2 separate regions of the Homo sapiens genome follow, and region 1 is linked to region 2. A link is an interaction called in ENCODE POLR2A ChIA-PET data of the cell type or tissue named here. Cell type or tissue: A673. All regions are shown on one strand. Links, peaks and the distances in the headings refer to the core of each region. The heading gives the core; the rest is flanking DNA. Region 1 overlaps LOC124902201 (syncytin-A-like). Region 2 overlaps LOC105376134 (a long non-coding RNA gene).

The links. Peaks named below come from ENCODE experiments on the same cell type or tissue, not always from the same donor. Only the 100,000 strongest peaks of a DNase experiment are listed, where the experiment ranks them.
Region 1: POLR2A ChIA-PET joins it to region 2 with 14 read pairs; 3 of 35 experiments call an interaction of 5 or more read pairs at or near these places.

Annotation. Positions count from the first base shown.
Region 1 is chr9:88,074,818-88,077,723 of GRCh38, forward strand. It overlaps LOC124902201 (syncytin-A-like), which reads right to left. Exons shown (of 7, transcript XM_047424307.1): 1 at 2,906; 2 at 2,566-2,666. LINC03026 (long intergenic non-protein coding RNA 3026) reads right to left here. Exons shown (of 2, transcript NR_135138.1): 1 at 2,906. Among named protein-coding and RNA genes, the nearest start is that of LINC03026, 1.6 kb to the right of the region's middle. RefSeq lists an enhancer at 1,781-2,331. In A673, for the core only: a CTCF peak has its summit at 1,480; DNase peaks (open chromatin) are centred at 1,504 and 2,044; H3K4me3 peaks cover 873 bases; H3K27ac peaks cover 1,213 bases.
Region 2 is chr9:88,525,771-88,528,676 of GRCh38, forward strand. It overlaps LOC105376134 (a long non-coding RNA gene), which reads right to left. Exons shown (of 2, transcript XR_007061653.1): 2 at 2,190-2,906. Among named protein-coding and RNA genes, the nearest start is that of NXNL2, 8.0 kb to the right of the region's middle. In A673, for the core only: no CTCF peak of the experiment used is centred there; no DNase peak of the experiment used is centred there.

The DNA.
Region 1 (2,906 bases), core at 150-2,649, 450 kb before region 2:
ACATGCACGTGTGTGCACATGCCGGGCAGTGTGAAGGTGATAGATTATTTCAACAACTCTTCTATCAAGACAATACCAACTGTTATGCCAATCCAGGAATTCATGGGACAATTTTTAAAGGCAAAATTTAGGCTGGCATGGTGGCTCATGCCTGTGGTCCCAACACTTTAGGAGCTGAAGTGGGAGGACTGCTTGAGGCCAGGAGTTTGAGACCAGCCTGGGCAACACAGCGCGACCTCTTCTCTATAAAAAAATCAGCTGGGTGTGCTGGCACCCACCTGTAGTCACAGTTACTCAGGAGGCTGAGACGTGAGGATCGCTTGAGCCCAGGAGGTAGAGAGGCTGTAGTGTGCTATGATCACACCATTCCACTCCAGCCTGGGTGACAGAGAGAGATCCTATCTCAAAAAAAATTTTTTTTAACAATAAGCATTTTTAGATTTTTGGGGAGTTCCTTTCAAAATTCAAAATTTTAAGTAATAATACACTTATCGAGCTTCTGTATTTATCAACCTCGATTTCTTTTGCAGTGGCTTTCCATTATAAAAGAGGAAGGTTTAGCTGATTAAGGCTACTTGTCTTCTTCCTCCTACTTTGCTGTGCTTATTATTATACTTAGTTTTCCTATAGGTTAACTAGATTTAAGCAATATGCTTGAACTTGAATTTCTTGTTCTGTAAACTTAGACTGTATTAACTGCCACACCACGATGTGAATGAGGCTCTTAGCCCCCCTACCCTACCCTCTTTCCCCCCTGCCTCTGTATCTTATCTTCTTCCAGTTAGACACGTATTTATTTTTTTACTGATAGACTTTTTCTTCATTTTTAACAGCTGGTATTTTTAACATGCTACATATTTCACCCATTGTCAGTAAATCTGTAGAGTTGTGTAACCATCACTGCAATATAGTTTTAGAATATTTCCATCAGTTCAGTATACTTTTATTTCTCTATTGCCAAAGTAAATATCATTTAATCCAGTCCTCTAACCATATTTGAGTTTTCTGGGTTTCATCTATAAATTGATTGAATACGTAACACCAGAGTCTTATTAATACATTGTCTTGAAACATGTCCAGGGTAAAACTAAAGGCACAGAATTAATCAGAAAGCATTCCATTGAAAGTACCAATCAATAGAGTGAAATTAGACTTCAACAGCTGCAGCCTGTTACCGCCTAAGGATAGGTTGTATGAGGACTCAGGAGGACCTGTTGTTGAGGTTAGGATGAAATGTTTGTCTAAATTCCCTTGAGAACACCACGCTGTCCTGGGATAGAAAGCCAGGCTCTGCTCATTGCCCACTCCCCGCCTTCCCTCCCACCTCCCGCCCTTCTGATCCCATTAATTGCTCTTTTTGGCAGGGTCGAGTGGTGTCAAAGCAGACGTCTGCTCGGTGTGGCCGTATTTTTGTGAGCGGAGCTGCTTTTGTGAGCGCTGCGTCCCTGCAGCATCTCTGCACTGACGCGTGGAGTCGCCGAGAAGCTGCCTGGCGGCTCCAGCAGCCTCCACGCCTAGAGGGCTGCGCGTCCGGGATCGCAGCGCCTTAGCGTCTCCTTCCCGCCTCCCTCCGCCCTCCCGCCAGCGAGCGCGTGGCGCCCCGGAGGTGCAGGGTTGACCAGGGTGCACCCCTCTACTCCTAAGCCAACCTAGGCAGGGCCCTTCCAGTTTCTGCCGCAGCATTTCCAGCCCCTCGAGCCCCTGCAGCTCCTGAGGGTAGCTCAGCAGCCAGCCCAGCGCACCCTCTTCCGGGGCTAGCGCGCACTCCCTCGGCTCTGCTTGCGGTCCCTCGGTGTCCTTCTGCCCCTGGCAGAAGCTCTCACACCACCCTCCCTTCATTTCCCCTGCCGGGCGGGGCTCGCTATTCAGCTCCCTGTGCTCAGTCTGACCCCTCAGCCTGCTGTACCCGCAGGCTCTGCGGAATGAGCCCGGGCCCCAGCCCTTGCCCTCCCGCCCGCCACCACGTCCCTCCTCCCGCCTGGAGCTTCCAGGGCCCTGCCGCGGGCCCCTGCATCTCCCGCCAGGCCGTCTCTCTCTGCCTCCGTCTCCTGCAGCCCAGCTCCGCCTCATTCTCCATTCCTCGCCCAGAAACCTGTACATTCTGTCCGCGGTCGCCGCCTGCGGTTCCTCCACGTCACGCAGGCAGACGCCAGGCTCCGCCAGCTCACAGAACTGCTCTTGCCGAACCCCGAAGGCCTCCACCTGGTTGACCTTGGCAGCCAGCCCGGCCTTCCTTGGCAGTCAGCCCGGCCCTCCTCGGTCCTGACTTTGGGGCCGCTGCCTCCCGCCAGCTCTGTCTTCGCCTGGTTTCAGGGCCCGCACCGCCTTTGCCGGTACGGCCTCATGGCCCGACCCCTGGCCTCCAGACCCCAGGATCTCCCCCAACACACCGGCCCCTGCCCAGGCCACCCGTGTCAGCTCGGGGCACCTCTATCCTTGCACTTGTTCAGACCTCCAGTGACCTCTGAGTCTTCTCTCCCCCAGTTTTCACATCCCACCCTCCAGCGTCCTCCTTTCTCAAGAAGGATCTAGATTCCAACCCGCTCTCATCCCCCACGGTGCTACCTGCCAGTTCTCTCTGCCTCTAGGGTGTCCTTGCTTCCCCTCCTGGGCCTGGCTGGGATCCTTGTAATGTGGTGTGTGTGCTCCCGACGGTTGGCTTCCATCTATGAAAAGGCCAACATCAGGAAGCTGCCTAGGAGGCCGCCTGGCCCACGACCTTTCTAACCCATGTCCACCTACTCCCACCCTCCACCCGGTGATCATGGCCTCCCCTCCCCCCACCCTTCAAACCTGCCTCCAGGTCCCCCCCAGGGCCTTTGCACCAGTTAGTCCCTGTCTTAGCTCAGGGTGCCGTAACAGAATCCAGACGGGGCAACTTAAACAACAGAAACGCATTTCTCACA
Region 2 (2,906 bases), core at 199-2,698:
AGCAGAACAAAACAGAACACCAAAAACAAAAGCCCTGGGCATCTGGTAAACATGTTTTCAAAAATACAAGCTATAGAAATGTGTTCTATGTCATAGCGAAGCATCTTTCAGGTGCCTCTTTTTTTTTTTTTTTGCGATGGAGTCTTGCTCTGTCACCAGGCTAGAATGCAGTAGTGCAATCTTGGCTCACTGCAACCTCTGCCTCCCGGGTTCAAGCGATTCTTCTGCCTCAGCCTCCCAAGTAGCTGGGATTGCAGGTGCACACCACCATGCCCAGCTAATTTTTGTATTTTTAGTAGAGACGAGGTTTCACCATGTTGGCCAGGATGGTCTCAATCTCCTGACCTTGTGATCCACCTGCCTTGGCCTCCCAAAGTGCTGGGATTATAGGCATGAGCCACCGCGCCCAGGCAGAGAGTGGGTGATTTTAATGTGACAAGTTATGTTTGCAGAGCAGACAGTCATGGCTTGTTCCCTCTGCATTTCCACCCTTCCTTGTGTTACCAAGAGTCCTGCCAATTGAACCTCTTGTCCCCATACAGTCTGTTCTGTCGTGCCCTACCTGGGCCGTGGGGTTTATCTCCTAGGAAACCCCCATAGGGGTTTGACCAGCTCCTGCTTCCTGGGCAACAGTGTGCCCAGCCCTAGAACTTGACAGTGGGGTCGGCTGTCTGCACCCAGTGACAGCCACCCTCATGGTGGCCCAACTGAGAAGCTCACTCTTCCCTCTCCCAACCTGCTGTGGCCCCGCTCCTGCCACCTCTTTCAAGGACCAGCCTCCTTACAAAGTCTTTCCCAGTCCTGCCCCTTGAAGAAACTCTCCTTCCTCCACACCTCTATTATGGGTTGTGCATCCCCCACAAAGATGAGCCATTCTGAAGTCCTAACTCTCAGGACCTCAAAATGTGACCTTATTTGGAAACAGGATCCTTGCAGATGTAATAGTTAAAGTTAGGTCACATTGGAGCAGGGTGGGCCGCTGACCCAATGTGACTGTGTTCTTATAAAAAGGAGACCGGTGAAGACCTAGGATTGGAGTGACACAGCCACAAGCCAAGGAACTCCAAAGATTGCTGCAGCCACCAGAAGCCAGGAAGAGGCAAGCAAGGACTTCCTAAGGTTTCAGAGGGAGCACGGCCCTGCACCACGCTGATGTCAGACTTCTGGCCTCTGGAACTATGAGATAGCCCATTTCTGTTGTTTGGAGCCACCCAGGTTGTCTTTGTTACAGCAGCCCTGAGGAACTAACCCAACCTCCATCCAGGAATGGATTGTATTTCCTGCTGCCAATGCTGGAGCAGGGTGGCTTCGTGGCCATGCAGCCCCTCAGAGGCACAGGGCCCTGCACTTGGGGTTTAGTGCTCTGTGATTGCTGTCTTGACATTCTTAATTATTTTATCAGGCTGGGCACGGTGGCTCATGCCTCTAATCCCAGCACTTTAGGAGGCCGAGGGGGGCGGATCACTTGAGGTCAGGAGTTTGAGACCAGCCTGGCCAGCATGGAGAAACCCCATCTCTACTAAAAATACAAAAAATTAGCCAGGTGTGGTGGTGGACACCTGTAGCCCCAGCTGTTTGGGAGGCTGAGGCAGGAGAATCACTTGAACCTGGAAGGTGGAAGTTGCAGTGAGCCAAGATTGCGCCACTGCACTCTAGCCTGGGTGACAGAGTGAGACTCTTGTCTCCAAAACAAAACAAAACAAAACAAAACAAAAAAAACTTTATTTTATCTTTGAATTTGTGTGGTGTAAGTGAGGCCTCATTGGACAGTGGAGCATACGTGAGCACTTGGAGCCTGCCTCATGTGTGCTCCCATCTGCTGCTGGTCCGCCACCTCTCCCAGGCACATTATTGACTGCTCGTCTCCCTCCCTTTGGTGTCCTGGGCCCCACATGGCCTCCCCATCCCCACCCTCACCCAGCAACCGCTGGTGCCCTCCATGGTCTGCGGGAACCTGAGTGTGTATGTGTGGAGGGGTGTGGGGTTGACATCAGATGCTTTTACTACACTACCCGTGGCATCTCAGGGTGGGCGTGGCCATGCAAGCAGCTGGTGGACTGTGTACCCACCAAGTCACTCGGCAGGGCCCCTGGGCAAGTGTGACAGTTGACACTCACCCTGTCCCAAGAAAGCATGATATTCAGTAGCAAATAAAAACACCATGATAGGTCAAAAGAGAGACCATGGAAGAAAGGGAAAAGCTTTCGTTTATTTTAGTTCCTTTGCTGGCCCATTCTTTTCCTGCTTTTTGAACAAGGGGCTCTGCATTTTTATTTTGCACTGGGCCTTTCAAATTTTGTGGCTGGCCCTGGTTGGGAGCTGCAAAGTGATGCTCCAACTTAGAAACGAGACACGGGATCCATCAGCTATGATACAAGATGAATTCCTGGTGGATTGGAACTCGGGCAAGCAGCCTCATGAAGAAACAAGGTATGCATGATGCTATTAGCAGGCAAGGGCCCTGGTCAGCTGAGACGGTCCTGCTTCCTCTGGATAGGGTATCCTGGCCACTGGAATATTTAAAACTAGGAAATTCAGAAAGTTATATTTGCACACTGGGATGTCTAATTTGTTTGTTATGCTGATCAGTGCAAAAAATCTTTTCCATAATTGTATTTGAATATTCATAAGTGTTGCTAGAAGAAAAAGTCAATTTCATGTCAAACCACCAAGGATCACATTTTCTTCACATGCTGCTCTTTTGCCAGGGAGAAGTGATTCAATGTATGTTGACAAAAAGCAGGACTGAGAAGAGCAGAACTGGTCCAAGAACTTATGAAATACCCACATTCAGGGAGACTTTCTCTAAGGAGAAACATCCCTCTTCAGAAGTCTGGGGAGCTTGCATACTGAGTAGAAAGGCAGAGCCGTACCTCCCTGGAGAGTCTCTGAAGACCTCATCTGCC